Regions from separate parts of the Homo sapiens genome. Here region 2 is linked to region 1. A link is a loop called in an ENCODE intact Hi-C map of the cell type or tissue named here. Cell type or tissue: PC-9. All regions are shown on one strand.

What was found. Peaks named below come from ENCODE experiments on the same cell type or tissue, not always from the same donor. Only the 100,000 strongest peaks of a DNase experiment are listed, where the experiment ranks them.
Region 2: a loop joins it to region 1, with 8 times the contacts of the local background. A loop is called at or near these places in 9 of 110 quality-filtered maps.

The regions. Positions count from the first base shown.
Region 1 is chr16:24,841,672-24,849,671 of GRCh38, forward strand. It overlaps SLC5A11 (solute carrier family 5 member 11), which reads left to right and starts at 4,292. Exons shown (of 17, transcript NM_001352248.3): 1 at 4,292-4,341; 2 at 4,561-4,767. In PC-9, no CTCF peak of the experiment used is centred here; DNase peaks (open chromatin) are centred at 3,010, 3,350, 6,630 and 7,450; H3K27ac peaks cover 2,332 bases.
Region 2 is chr16:25,044,709-25,052,708 of GRCh38, forward strand. No RefSeq gene overlaps it. Among named protein-coding and RNA genes, the nearest start is that of LINC02175, 18 kb to the right of the region's middle. RefSeq lists a silencer at 4,820-5,114. In PC-9, no CTCF peak of the experiment used is centred here; DNase peaks (open chromatin) are centred at 4,023, 4,383, 5,173 and 6,933; H3K4me3 peaks cover 2,394 bases; H3K27ac peaks cover 3,441 bases.

The DNA of each region.
Region 1 (8,000 bases):
GGTGTGTTATTAAAAGTCTGCAGAAAATCTAGGAAGAAATCACATCTTGAGCCCTCTAGGAGAACATGCGACCCAGGAATACAGATTCCAAACAGAGCCCCGTGCATCATTTGACACACCCCGCATTTTAGCTATTTTGTTGCTTTTGAATTTACCAAACCTTACAAGTCATCAGAGTTTCTATTAAAAACAAAAACAAAAACAAAAAAAACCCAGACTTAGATTTCTCTTGCAAAAGGAATGCTGGCAACATAAGACCCACGTTCTTACGTGGTGACAATGGGCTGGAACTAAAATCTGGGAGACAGACTCGCAATAACTGTATTTGCTCAGTGTATTTGCTCTGTATGAATTCACTGTTTGTATATTTGCTCTTTTTTTTGAGATGGAGTCTCACTCTGTCACCCAGGCTACAGTGCAATGGCATGATCTCGGCTCACTGCAACCTCCATCTCCTGTGTTCAAGCGATTCTCCTGCCTCAGCCTCCCGAGTAGCTGGGACTACAGGTGCACCCCACCACGCCTGGCTAATTTTTGTATTTTTAGTAGAGACAGGGTTTCACCATGTTGGCCAGGATTGTCTCGATCTCTTGACCTCATGATCCGCCCACCTCGGCCTCCCAAAGTGCTAGGATTACAGGGGTAAGCCACTGTGCCCGGCCATCTGCTCTCATTTTTAAAGATATAATTTACATACAATAAAATGCATGAGTCAGCCAGGCGCGGTGGCTCATGCCTGTAATCCCAGCACTTTGGGAGGGTGAGGCAGGAGAATCACTTGAACCCAGGAGACAGAAGTTTAAGTGAGCTGAGATGGCGCCATTGCACTCCATCCTGGGTGATAGAGTGAGACTTGGTCAAAAAAAAAAAAAAAAGCATAAGTGTTCATCCTTCAATTCACGGGGTTTTACCAATTGTATATACCGTATAATTACCACCCAATTCAAGATAATAGAAATTTCCATCACCTCTGAGAGCACACTCCCACCCTCTTCCAGTTGTTCACTGGGTCCTGTTCTTTGACTTCTGTCACCACAAATCCATCTTTCCTGTTCTTGAGCCTCACATAAATTGAATCATAAGGTCTGTACTCTTTTCATGTCAGCTTTTTTTTTTTTTTTTTTTTTTTTTTTTTGAGATGGAGTCTTGCTCTGTCTCACCCAGGCTGGAGTCCAGTGGCGTGATCCTGGCTTACTGCAGCCTCCACCTCCTGGGTTCAAGCAATTCTCCTGTCTCAGCCTCACGAGTAACTGGGACCACAGGCGCACACCACCACAGCAGGATAATTTAATTTTATATTTTTGGAAGAGACAGCGTTTTACAACATAGGCCAGGCTGGTCTCGAACTCCTGACCTCAGGCGATCCACCCACCTCGGCCTCCCAAAGTGCTGGGATCACAGGTGTGACCACCGCACCCAGCCCAGGTCAGCTCCTTTTGCTCAGCATAATGTTTCGTAGAGTCTTCGATTCATCCGTGGTGTTGCGTGGGTTGGGTAGTTCATTCCTTTCGATGAAAGTTTTTCACGGTGTTGGATGCACCGCAGTTTGTTTCTTCACTCACCTGTCGATGGAACTGGTGTTGTTTCCACTTAGAAACAGTTTTGAATAAGGCCACCATGAACACTTGTGTGCACAACTTTTTGGGAACATATGTCTCCATTTCTCTTGATAAATACCTAAGAGTGAAATTGCTGGGTCATGGGGGAGGTGTATGGTAACTTTATTTATTTATTTATTTAATTTTATTTTTTAGATGGAGTTTCGCCTTGTCACCCAGGCTGGAGTGCAATGGCACGGTCTTGGCTCACTGCAACCTCCATCTGCCTCCCAGGTTCAAATGATTCTCCTGCCTCAGCCTCCTGAGTAGCTGGGATTACAGGGGCCCACCACAACACCCAGCTAATTTTTGTATTTTTAGTAGAGACGAGTGCAGGCTGGTCTTGAACTCCTGACCTTGTGATCCACCCACCTTGGCCTCCCAAAGTGCTGCGATTACAGGCATGAGCCACCGCGCTCGGCAAAGTGTATGGTAACTTTATAAGAAATGTCCAAATAGTTCTCTAAAGTGGTTATACAGTTCTTTTTTTTTTTTTTTTTTTTTTTGAATTGAGATCTCATTCTGTTGCCTCGAGTGTAGTGGCACTATCATGGCTCACTGCAGCCTTGAACTCCTGGGCTCAAACGATTCTCCCACCTCAGTCTCCTGAGTAGCTGGGACTACAGGTGCACACTGCTATGTCCATCTAATTCTTCCTATTTTGTGTAGAGATGAGGGTCTCACTGAGTTACCCAGACTGGCCTCTAACTCCTGGCCTCAAGAGATCCTCCTGCCTCAGCTTCCCAAAGCTCTGAGATGATAGCATGAGCCCCTGCACTCCACCTCTCCTATTCTTTATAGCACTGAGGGTAAAAATGAAAAACCTGACAGAGAAACAATCGGAGGTGACAAGCCAAGGGTCGAGCAGGCCACATCTGGCCCTCAAGGATGCGTAATCATGAAACTTTGCAGAACTTCTCTAGAACAATCAGAAGTTCTGACCCCATTGGGCCTGTCTTCCCCCACGTGGAGCTGGGTCGTGGCTGTCCTCTTCAGCTGGGACACATGCTCTCGGGTCAGCCTCAGCTCCACCTGCCCGGCTTCACTCACTACCACGCCTCTTCTGTAGACACCCTGCACATGGCTAAGGCTCCCCAGACATTCCCAAGAAGTCAGGACTGGACCCCAGGTTGGCGAAGCAGTGCACCCTCGGTGGCACCCCACTGCCTTTCCTGGTGCTGTGGCCTCTGCTGCAGATCACAGATTCATGGCCTTCTGTCTGTCCCTCTTCTCCAATCCCAGCTGTTCCTTCTGTAAATCTGTCCCCCAGGGCAGGTCCCTCCCCCAAAGGCCCCATTCATACTGGTGTTGGTCAGTCACCCAGTGTTTGCTCACCCAGGCCACCCTTTATCCAGTCAAGCCACCCTCCACTGCTCCTGCAGGACTCTAGAGCCAGGTGGCCTGGGCTGAAATCTTGCTGTGTCACTTACAACCCGGGTGATCCTGGGCCGATGACTCATCTCCTCTACCTCTGTTACCTCGTCAGTAAGATAGAGATAACAGGACCTAACTTCGAGGGTTGTTGGAAAGACCAAGTGAGTAAAGGCATGTTGTGCCCTTAGAGCCTGGCACGTGTTCATCACTGCTATTATTTCTGGCTACTCGGTGCCAGGACAGGGGCCTCAGCTGAGGGCCCCCCAGAGCCTGGCAGGCCCAGTGAAGGAGTGAGATGGGGAGGCCACGACTCCTCCCCAGTCAGCAGCTGTCCTGTGGCCATGGGGGCCTGGTGAGGCCAGATCTTCAGGTTGTTCTAGAAAAGTGAGTATTCTAGAATTATGTTTCAAGCCTCTTGGTTTGCAAATACTAGTAACTATTTTTAAAATGTTTTGGTATTTGGCCTGGCACAGTGTTTGACCCCTGTAATCCCAGCACTTTGGGAGGCCAAGGTGGGAGGATCACTTAAACCCAGGAGTTGGAGACCAGCCTGGGCAACATAGCAAGATTCTCTCTCTACCAAAAAAATGAAAAAATTAGCTGGGTGTGGTGGTGCACGCCTGTAGTCCCAGCTACTCGGGAGGCTGTGGTGGGAGGATCACTTGAGCCCAGGAGGATGAGCCTGCAGCAAGCTGTGATGCCACCACTGCACTCCAGCCTGGGTGACAGAGTGAGATCCTGTCTCAGAAATAAAAAGTAAATAAAGTTTTGGATGCTTTGAGCATCTGGCAGAAATCTTCGCTATGCCCCGCTGATGTCCTGGGCCCGATGTGGGCGCCTGGCCATGGCTCGGTCACTCCTGACGGTTTTTCAGGGCCTCAGACACCTCTTCTTCTTCTTCTTCTTCTTTTTTTGAGACTGATTTTCGCTCTTGTTGCCCAGGCTGGAGTGCAATGGTGTAATCTCGGCTCACCACAACCTCCGCCTCCCGGATTCAAGTGATTCTCCTGCCTCAGCCTCCCGAGTAGCTGGGACCACAGGCATGCACCACCATACCCGGCTAACTTTGTATTTTTAGTAGAGATGGGGTTTCTCCATGTTGGTCAGGCTGGTCTCGAACTCTCGACTTCAGGCAGACACCTGTTCTTTGCCATGCCTCTGTCTGAAGAGTATATGGAAAGGGGTTGCACAAGCAATGGTTGCTGTTCCTGTTGCTGCCACTGCGGTGAGGGCTGTGGCTGGACGTCCCTCCTGGCACTTTGCCTCTGTCCCCTCCATCCGCCGCCAGCATTTTTCCTCCCCTCCCCTTCCTCCAGCTCGTCCCAAGCCTGCCTGTCCCCAGCGTGGAGGCGGGACAGTGGAAGACTGGGTGAGTGAAGCAGGATGGTGCCTTGGGCTCCAGCGTCTCCCCAACCCCTCCATGCCATGGGTCCCCACGCAGGTGAGGACCCTGGTGGAGGACGGTGTGGGCAGAGCGTGGGACATGTCACCTTCCCCACCTGCTCAGAGTTCAAGGGTCCTGGGCTGGGCCCCGTTCTCTCTTCTGCCCTGGGGAGATCATTCACGCTTCCTTTAATCCCCGCTGCAGCTGAGGCTGGAGTTTGGAGTTTGACCCGCTTGGAGGCTCTCTCAGCAGCGGGCATATAGGAGGAAGGGTCACTGCTGTCTCCGGAAGCTCTTGGCTGCAAAGAGAGAGGATCCCGGGTATCTCCCTCCTTACAACCACCGCCACCTCCTAGTGCCTTAGAAGCCACTGACAGCCCCCAGGGCAGGTGAGCCCTGCATCTGGAATAAGGTAAGACACCCCCTGCCCCCAAACAGGTAGCCACTCTCCAAACTGGGAAGTTGGTCTGGGGACAGGTGCTGGCAGAAGGACTCCAGCTGTCACCTGTGGGGCAGGGGAAGCTCAGCCCTCTCTGCAGAGAAAGCTTGTCATACACCAGGACAATGGAGTGTGTTTGTGGGGTGGGCATGGTGGTATGAAGCCAGCAGCCGGCAGCCAGCAGCACCGTACGTGGGTCCCAGCTCTTCCACTTAACCAAGGTCAGGGACATTGAGCCAAACATTTTGCCTCACCGAGTCTCAGGTTCCTTATCTGTCAAATGGGAATATGAACCTCAGGCTGACCCACCCCACAGGTGTGTTACCCAGAGATAACGAAGGTAAATGTATCCACATAAGCATTAAAAAGCTATAGGAATGTATTTACTACAACTGCAGCTGCTGTTAACTACAAGGCAAATACAAGTCTTCACTGGTACGTGTCAGACACGTGCAGAGAACTTTACGCCTGGATCTCATCTAACTGACACAGAAACCCTGTAAGGTAGGTACAGCACCCCCTAATTCATGGACAGAGTCTAAGGGTCATTAAATAACTTGCTCAAGGTAATACAGATAGTGAGTGGCCAAGCCAAGACTCAATTCCTGTGGCCATGAGCTCAGCCACAATATCAGTGATTTTCTTTTTCTTTCCTTTCTTTCTTTTTCTCTTTCTTTCTTTTTCTTTCTTTTCCTTTCTTTTCTTTGTTCTTTCTTTCTTTCCTTCTTTCTTTTATTTCTTTCCTTATTCCTTTCTTTCCCTTTCTTTCTCCTTCCTTCTTTCCTTCCTTCCCTCCCTCCCACCTCTCTGTTTCTCTTTCTTTTCCCTTTTTTCTTTCTTTCTTTCTTTCTTCTCTCTCTTTTATTATTTATTTCTTCCTTTCTTTCCCTTTCTCCTTCCTTCTTTCCTTCTTTGCCTCCTCTCTCTCTCTGTGTGTGTTTTCTGTTCTCTCTCTCTCTCGTTTCTTTTCTGTCTTTTCTTTCACAGGGTCTCTCTGTGTTGCCCAGGCTGAAATGTAGTACTATCATAGCTCACCAGCATGCCCTGCTAACTTTTTTATTTTTATTTTTTGTACAAATGGGGTCTCCCTGTGTTGCCTTGGCTGGTCTCAATCTCCTGAACTCAAGCGATTCTCCCGCCTCAGCCTTGCAAAGTGCTGGGATTACAGGCATGAGCCACTGCACCCTACCAATCAGTGGTTTTCAAATGGTGTTCTGCTGAATTATTCTGGGCAATAGTTGACAGAAGTGTCCTAGCCCATTGGGCATCCTGCAGATAGGACTTGGAAAAATGCTGTCCCTTTTTTGGGCGGTCACAGCGTGCAAAGGATCTATAGCAAAGGCTCTAAAAATCCCACATTTATTTGTTGTACCAACATTTATTGCATGCCTGTTTTGGGGACACAATGAGAGTGACAGAGACATGGACCTTTCTTTATGGGGCTTGCTGTGCAGTGCAGACAAGGGGTAATCACACACATCAAGTGTTACACTTGATTAGACTGTGATGAGAAGTTGTGTTTGCCATGAAAGCAAAAAGCTTGGGGACCCAATTTATATTGAGGCCAAGAGGGGGCTCCTTTGGGGATATACAGCAGGCTGACATCTAAAGGATGAGTAGGAGCTTGTCCAGCAAAGAGTGCAGGGAAGAGCATCCCAGGCAGAGGGAACAGAATGGCAAAGACCCTGAGGCCAGAAATCGTGTTCCAGGAATAAAATGAATGCTAGTATGTGGTGGGGTTGGAAGCACAACAAAGCACCCCAGCAGCATGGAGATGTTTTGAGCAGGAAAATGATCTGATCTGACTCATACTTAAAGATTTCTCTGGCTTCCGTGTGAGGGGCGGATTAAAAGGAAGCAAGGCTGGGTGAGGTGGCTCATGCCTGCAACCTCAGTGCTTTGGGAGGCCAAGTTGGGAGGATTGCTTGAGGCCTGGAGTTTGAGACCCGTCTGGGCAACATAGCAAGACCCCGTCTCTACAAAAAAATTACAAAATAAGAAGTTAGCTGGAGGCCAGGCATGGTGGCTCACACCTGTAATCCCAGCACTGTGCAGGGATCATTTGAGCCCATGGGGTTGAGGCTGCAGGAGCTGTGTTTGTGTCACTGCACTTTAGCCCAGGCAACAGAGTGAAACCCTGTCTCAAAAAATAAAAAATTAGCTAGGCATGTTGGCATGTACCTGTGGTCCCACCTACTTGGGAGACGGAGGTGGGAGGATCCCTTGAGCACAGATGTTCGAGAGTTTGAGGCCACAGTGAGCTCTGATGGCACCATTGCACTGCGGCTTGGTCAAGGGAACAAGACCCTGTCTCTAAAAATTAAGTAAATTAAAACAAAAATAAAATAATAAAATAAAAAGGAAGGAAGAATGGATATCGGGGAGGTAAGACTGGAGGGTCTTTCTCTAACCTAGACAGAAGTGATGGTGGCTCAGACAAGGGTGATAGCACTAAAAATGAGGGAAAATGTGTGGATTTATTATGTTTTGGAAGTAAGAGAGAATGGAATTGGGAGTGAATAGATTCTGGGAGGTGAGAAAGAGATGCTATAAATTCTTCGATGAGACATTTACATACCAGGCACTCTTGGTGCTTAGATGTAGTGCCTGGCACATAGAGGTGCTCACAGACCACTTGATAAGTGAACAAATGGACTAATGCCTTATAGATGACTCAGGTTTCTGGCAGGAGTGGCAGAGTGGCTGCAGCTGTCATTTAGTGAGGTGGGGAAGACTGGAAGAAGCACGTGCTTGGGCTGGAAAGCTTGGTCTGTAACTCGCACGTGTGAACTTTCAGACATCTATTAAGTAACAATGAGAAGCCGGGCACGGTGGCTCACGCCTGTAATCCCAGCACTTTGGGAGGCCGAGGCGGGTGGATCACCCGAGGTCAGGAGTTCAAGACAAGCTGGGCAACATGGTGAAACCCCATCTCTACTAAAAACACAAAAATTAGCCAGGCGTGGTGACACATGCCTGTAATCCCAGCTACTCGGGAGGCTGAGGCGGGAGAATCGCTTGAACCCGGGAGGCAGAGGTTGCAGTGAGCAGAGATTGCACCACTGCACTCCAGCCTGGGTAACAGAGCGAGACTCTGCCTTGGGGGCAAAAAAAAAAAAAAAAAAAAAATATATATATATATATATATATATATATATCCATGAGAGATGCCACGTTGGCATTTGGATGGACAGGTCTGGGCTCAG
Region 2 (8,000 bases), 200 kb after region 1:
TGTCTCAAAACAAAAACAAAAACAAAAAACAAACAAACAAAAAAGGCCAGGTGCGGTGGCTCCCAGCACTTTGGGAGGCCAAGGTGGGAGGATGGATCACTGGAGCCCAGGAGTTCGAGACAAGCCTGGGTGACATAGTAATACCTCCCTCTCTACAAAATAAATAATTATTTTTATATTTTTGAGATGGAGTCTCACTGGTTCACCCAGGCTGGAGTACAGTGGCACGATCTCGGCTCACCGCAACCTCTTCCTCCCGGGTTCAAGTGATTCTCATGCCTCAGCCTCCTGAGTATCTGAGATTACAGGTGTGAGCCACCACACCTGTAATTTGTGGCTAATTCTTGTATTTTTAGTAGAGATGGGGTTTCATCATGTTCGCCAGGCTGGTCTCGATCTCCTTACCTCAAGTAATCGCCTGCTTCGGCCTCCCAAAGTACTGGAATTACAGGCGTGAGCCATGGCACCCAGCCAACAATTTGTTTAAATAACAACAAAAAGAAACTATGTTAGTGTTTGCTCAAGTCTTTTTTTTTTTTTTTTTTTGAGACAGAGTCTCACTCTGTCACCCAGGCTAGAGTGCAGTGGTGTGATCTCGGCTCACTGCAACCTCTGCCTCCTGGGTTCATGTGATTCTCCTGCCTCAGCCTCCCAAGTAGCTGGGATTACAGGCTTGTGCCACCAAACCCGGCTAATTTTCATATTTTTAATAGAGACAGGGTTTTGCAATGTTAGCCAGGCTGGTTTCAAACTCCTGACCTCAGGTGATCAGCCTGCCTTGGCCTCCCAAAGTGCTGGGATTACAGGTGTGAGCCACCGTGTCCAGCCTGATTTTTGTTTATTTATTGGCTTTTTTGATTTTGTTTTTTTGTTTTTGTTTTTGTTTTTGTTTTTGTTTTGTTTTTTTGTGACTTGCTCTGTCACCCAGGCTGGAGTGCAGTGATGTGATGTGATCACAGCTCACTGCAGTGCTGACCTCCCCAAACCCAAGTGATCCTCCTGCCTCAGCCTCCCTAGTAGCTGGGACTACAGGCATGCACCACCACGTTCTGCTAATTTTTAAACTTTTTGTAGAGTTGGGGCCTGTCTCTGTTGCCTAGGCCAGTCTAGAACTCCTGGGCTCAAGTGACACTCCTGCCTCGGTCTCTCAAAGTGCTGGGATTACAGGCACGGGCCACCATGCCCAACCTTGCTCAAGTCTTTATAGGCCAAGGTTAAGGCCTAGTTGAGAAGAGGGGTCAGAGGAGCTGGCTAGAGTTTGGTCAAGGAGACAGTCTTTGCCATTGGAAAGTCATTTGCTCCTTTTTGAGTTGTGTGAATATAGGATTTGTTCATCCATTCACCTTTTGATGAACATTTGGGTTGTGTCCAGTTTTGGACCAGTGTAAATTGGCTGCAATGAACATTCTTAATTTATTTCTCTTAGATAAATGTTTAGGAGTGGAAGTGCTTAGTCATAGGGTGGGGACATATGTAACTACCACACTAATATCCAAAGTGATTTATCAGTTGACACTTCCCACCAGCTACATAGCAGAACTTGCAGTTTCTCCATATCCTTGTTAACGTTCTGTATTGTCCGTGGGTGTGAAATAGCATCTCATGGTTTTAAGTCATATTTCCCTGGCGACTAATAAGCGCTTTTTCATGTACTTATTGGCCATTCCCATGTCATCTTTTGTGAACTGTCTGTTTTGCACATTTTTGTTGGTGATACTGTTGTTTTATATTTGTTGGAGTGTATTATATATTCTGGATAGGAATTTTTTTTTTTTTTGAGATGGAGTCCCACTCTGTCACCCAGGCTGGAGTGCAGTGGTGCAATCTCGGCTCACTACAACCTCAGCCTCCCAGGCTCAAGCAATTCTCCTGCCTCAGCCTCCCAAGTAGTTGGGACTATAGGCATGCACCATCACACTCGGCTAATTTTTCTATTTTTAGTAGAGACGGGGTTTCACTATGTTGGCCAGGCTGGTCTTGAACTCCTGACCTCAGGCGATCCTCCCACCTCGGCCTCCCAAAGTGCTGGGATTACAGGCATGAGCCACTGCGCCCAGCCTGGAATATTTTTATCAGATATATATATGTTGTAAATACACACACACACACATATATACATGAAACATATATATATATGAAAATGTAAAATACCATTTGCAATAGCATCAGGCCAGGCACGGTGGCTCATACCTGTAATCCCAGCACTTTGGGAGGCCAAGGTGGGAGGATCCCTTGAGCCCAGGACTTTGAGCAACATAGGCAACATAGTGAGACCTTGTCTCTACAAGAAAGTGAACCAAATTAGCTGGGTATGGTGGCGAGTACCTGTAGTCACAGCTACTTGGGAGGCTGAGGTGAGAGGATAGCTTGAGACTGGGAGGGTTGAAGCTGCAGTGATCTGTGATCATACCACTGCACTCCAGCCTGGGTGACAGAGAGATCCTGTCCCAAAAAAAGAAAAAAGGAAAAACAGCATAAAAACAGTAGCATCAAAAATCATTAGAATAACTCTAATGAAAGACATGAAAACACCTTTACCAGAAAAGTATTGTGAGAGAATACTTTTACTCTCTCACTAAAATATTGGTGAGAGAAATTAATAAATACTTAAATAAGGAAGAGGTTACTTTGTTCATATATTAGAAGACCTGATATTAAGATGTCTGTTCTCCCCAAATTGATCTATGGAGTCAATGCAATCCCAGTTAAAATCCTATTTGTTTTTTTTTTTGAAGAAACTAACAAGTTGATTCTAAAATTTATATGGAAATGCAAAATATCTAGAATAGCAAAAAAAAAAAAAAAAGAGCAAAGTTGGAGAACTTAAACTGCTAATTTTTTATACCACTTAATTTTAAGACTTACTATAAAGCTACACTAATCAAAACATTGGTCTTGACATCACAATAGACAAATATATCAGTGAAACTGAGTCCAGAAATAGACCTGCATACGTACTGTCAGTTGATTTTTGCCCAGAGCGAGTAAGTCAATTTTCTGGTGGAAGGAAGGAAAGTCATTTAATTTCTTTTTTTTTTTTTTAAGAGAGGGTCTTCCTCTGTCGCCCAAGATGGAATGCAGTGGTATGATCATGGCTCACTGCAGCCCCAGCCTCCTGAGCTCAAGTGATCCTCCCACCTCAGCCTCCCAAGTAGCTGGGAATGCAGGTGTGTACTTCCATGTCCAGCTAATGTTTTGTTGTTTTTTGTTTGTAGAGACAGGGTCTCACTGTGTTGCCCAGGTTGGTCTCGAACTCCTGGGCTCAAGCAGTACTCACACCTCAGCCTCCCAAAGTATTGGGATTGTAGGTGTGAGCCACTGCCCAGCCAGGAAATTATTTTTAATGAATAATTCTAGATCAACTGGATATTCACATGAGGAAAGAAATTAACCTTCACCCCATCTCATGCCATACACACAAATTAGTTGGTAATTGTTCATAAACCTAAACATAAAAGCTAGAATCGTAAATCTTACACATGAAAACATGGGAGAATATCTTTGCAACCATGGGGTGGGCAGATATTTTGTGAGTAGAACACAAAATGCACTTACTACAAAGGAAAAATAAATACATTAAGAAAATGTACAGGCAAACCATATAATATTTGCAATACGTGGTAAGGGTTTTATTCTTTTCCCAAAGTACTTTGGTATTACTCAGGTCTGTGGCATCTTGCATGATATTCTGTATTTACTGGCTTTTTGTTGAGTTAGATACAGAACATTGATCCAAGAGAATTTTCTGATTGGGTTTCCCCATTTCTTTTACCTTCGTGTGAATGTTGCTCCCTTTGCCATTTATGCTTTGCCCAATATTCAGTGACTGCTTACAACAGAGACAGATTTTAGATCATATTATTCTTTGTAAAGTAAAGAGACATTAGATGAAAGCAAAAGGCAACACGGGCAGTCTCCTCTGGAAGGGAATTGCAGCCTATATGAGTCTTCCTGGTTATTGAGGATTGAGGCTCAGCTTTTTAGGTGACTCAGCATTTAAGTCCTGGCACATTAACTATATACTAGCCACAGACCTGAAAGGAGGAAGGGAGACGAAGCCTAGCTCTGTTTCAGTACAGCGTCTTTTGCCCTTAAGACTGCTTCCTGGCCAGGCGTGGTGACTCATGCCTGTAATCCCAGCACTTTGAGAGGCTGAGGCGGGCGGATCACTTGAGGTCGGGAGTTCGTGACCAGCCTGGGCAACACGGTGAAACCCCGTCTTTACTAAAAATACAAAAATTAGCCGGGCATGGTGGTGGGTGCCTGTAATCCCAGCTACTATTTAAGTCCTGGCACATTAGCTGTATACTAGCAACAGCCCTGAAAGGAGGAAGGGAGACGAAGCCTAGCTCTGTTTCAGTACAGCGTCTTTTGCCCTTAAGACTTTGCTTCCTGGCCAGGCGTGGTGACTCATGCCTGTAATCCCAGCACTTTGGGAGGCTGAGGCGGGCGGATCACTTGAGGCCAGGAGTTTGTGACCAGCCTGGGCAACACGGTGAAAACCCGTCTCTACTAAAAGTACAAAAATTAGCCGGGCATGGTGGTGGGTGCCTGTAATCCCAGCTACTCGGGAGGCTGAGGCACGAGCATCAGTTGAACCCCGGAGATGGAGGTTGCAGTGAGCCAAGATCATGCCACTGCACTCCAGCCTGGGCGACAGAATGAGAGTCTGTCTCAAAAAAAAAAAAAAAAAAAAAAGATTTTGCTTCCTGCCTTCCGTTTATAAACCAATAATAAAACCAACAGGAAATAGAAACTAAAAATGAAACTAAAAGGTATAAAAGAACAATAGAATTAAAGTTGGAGGTAGTGCCATATCTTACAGACCACAAGCAGCATGCAGTTGAAATTCTAAATCTGAGATTTTAATGCTGAACATAGTTGAATTTTGCAATCTCAAATACATGTACAGTGATGCCTTCGGGTAACAGCTGCCCGCATATATGGTGGTGGCGGTCCCACGGGAATTTTTCAGCTCTATTATCTTATCACCTAGTGACGTAGCTGTCCTAATGTCTTAGCACGGTACATCACTCATGAGCTTATGTGGATGCTGGTGTAAACAAACCTACCGTGCAGCCTGTCCTATAAAAGTGTAACACATACAATTATGTACAATACATGAAACTTGATCATGATAAAAAACTGTGTTAACGGTTTATGTATTTACTATGCTGTACTTTTTATTGTTATTTTAGAATAACAACTTGCTGACTCACCCAGAGCAACTACTTATTAACAAAAAGTTAACTGTAAAAGCCCTCAGGCAGGTCCTTCAGGAAATATTCCAGAAGAAGAAATCATTATCTTGGGAGATGTCAGCTCCATTCATGTTATTGCCCCTGGAGACCTTCCAGGGGAACAAGATGTAGAGGTGGTGGAGAGTGATATTGATGGTGCTGACTCTGTGTAGGCCTAGGATAATGTATGTGATTGTGTCTTAGTTTTTTTTTTCTTTTTTTTTTCTTTTTTTGAGACAGAGTCTGGAGTGTAGTGGCACGATCTTAGTTCACTGCAACCTCCACCTTCCAGGTTCAAGCGATTCTTCTGCCTCAGCCTCCTGAGTAGCTGGGATTACAGGCATGTGCCACCATGCCTGGCTAATTTTTTGTGTTTTTAGAAGAGACGGGGTTTCACCATGTTGTCCAGGAAGGTCTCGAACTCCTGACCTTGTGATCTGCCCACCTCAGCCTCCCAAAGTCCTGAGATTACAGGCGTGAGCCACTGTGCCTGGCTAGCATACACTGCTTTTAAAGTTTACACAGTGTAATGTCCTGCGTCTTCACACTCACTCACCCCTCACTCACTGACTCACCCAGGGCAACTTCCAGCCCTGTAAACTCCATTCAGTGCAGGTGTCCTATAGAGGTGGATCATTTTTAGCCTTTTATACTGTATTTGTAGTGTACTTTTTCTATGTTTAGCTGTGTTTAGATACACAAATACTTAACATTGTGTTACAGTTGCCTTCATTATTCAATACAGTAATGTGCTGTAGAGATTTGTAGCCCAGGAGCAATAGGCTATACCATGTAGCCTGGGTGTGTAGTGGGCTGTACCATCTAGGTTTCCGTAAGTGCTCTCTGTGCTGTCTGTACAACGAAATCACCTAAGAATGCATTTCTCAGAATGCATCCCCATTGTTAAGCAACACATGACTTTATGCGCACAAACAGATACACACACGTACACATACGCATATCATTTAAACAACTCAAGTGTTATGAGGGATAAAACAAATGTTCAGGGGTAGGAACATCTAAATCCAGGTGGGTATGTTTCAAAACCCACATTATGGCTCACGTCTCTAATCCCAGCACTTTGGGAAGCGGCAGTGGATGGATTCAACACCAGCCTGGGCAACAAGATGAAACCCCATCTCTACAAAAAATACAAAAATTAGCTGGGTGTGGTGGTGTGTGCCTGTAGTCCCAGCTACTTGGGAGGCTGAGGTGGGAGAGACACCTGAGCCCAGGGAGGTTGAGGGTGCAGTGAGCTGTGATCACACCACTGCACTCTAGCCTGGGCAACACAGTGAGATCCTGTCTCAAAAAAAAAAAAAAAAAAGAAAAGAAAAGAAAAGAAAAGAAAAAAAAGGAAGGAAAACATACATTAAACCTTCAGTTACCTAGTTAATAGAATTAAGTTCCGCAGCTGAGGAAACTGCCTCAACCTAGATCTATAAAGCTGAGTCTGCCTTGTAGGGTCCTACGAGGTTTGTGTGTGTTCATATTTGTCAAGCATTTGGAATAATGCCTGGCACATAGTAAGCACACGGTGTCACTTAAAGAAGTAAATGAGGCTCCAGCTTGATCCTTATAAGCTGGGTGAATGGGGAGGCCCCGTCTCATTCCCTGAAGCCTCAGATGAGGAAATGGCTATTGGAGGGGATTTCACACCTTTCAGAAGGACCCATTGTTCCAATTGAGCTCTTGGAGATAGGACTCAGTCAGTAAATGCTTCTTGAATGAGTAGGTGGTTGGACCAGATCAGTGTTTCCCGTGGGAGGAATGTGAGATGGTTTTGGGTGGTACACAGATGTTTTACATGTTAATAGATATTTATTACAGCATTGTGCTAGCAGAAAATATTGGGCAGCACATTTGACCTGAGTGTTTTTTAAAAAGTGAGTGATTTAAAAACACAGTAACTTGAACAGGCAGCATGTGAATGTCATGGAAACTGAAAGCATTTGTGGATTGAAAGAAGAGTGGGAAAATCTCTGAGGTCTTTCCACATCTGAGACGTTTGGTTCTTTGAATCCGGGCTTTAAATATGAAATCAGGATATAAAAATAGAAGTGATATTCTCTGGGTTTTGTGAGCAGAGATGTGTAATGGAAATTGACAGGCAGAACTGGATGTGCAGCCTCGTGGAAGGTGCAGAGATAACAGTGTATTAACACTTTGGTGTCTGCTGTGGGCAGCCTTGCGTGTGTATACATCATTTAACAAAATTGGGAACATCCTATACATACAAACAATAATCGGGTTGGTTCACCTGATACTGTAACTCTGTGTTCAGTTTTAGATGGGATCATTTGGTCATTGTATATGTGTGTGTTTCAGGCTTTTTGTACCTGTCGTCGCAGTGCCTTGCAGTATGACTGTGCCAGTTTAAGCTTCGGGCAGCTCAAGCACCCTCTTCCTCGTCTTGGCCAATGCCAAGTTAGATTAAACAATACTTTTGTTGACAATTTGATAGGAGAAATATAACTCTCTGTTTTTACTTTCATTTCGGGTTTTTTACATTATTGATAAGGCTGAGCTTTTGGTGTGTTCATTGATCTGTTGTGTTTCTTTTGTGAACTGCCCCCAAGTTTGCCTTTTGTCTTAATTTTTTCCTCTGGGATTTTAGGGTTTTTTATTTATTTGTTTTTAAGAGTCCTTCATAATGTAAAGATGTTAGTATTTTGTGACATGTTAGTTATTTCTCCTAGTTTATTTTAGAGACCGTCTCGCTCTGTCACCCAGGCTGGGGTGCAGTGGCGCAATCCTAGC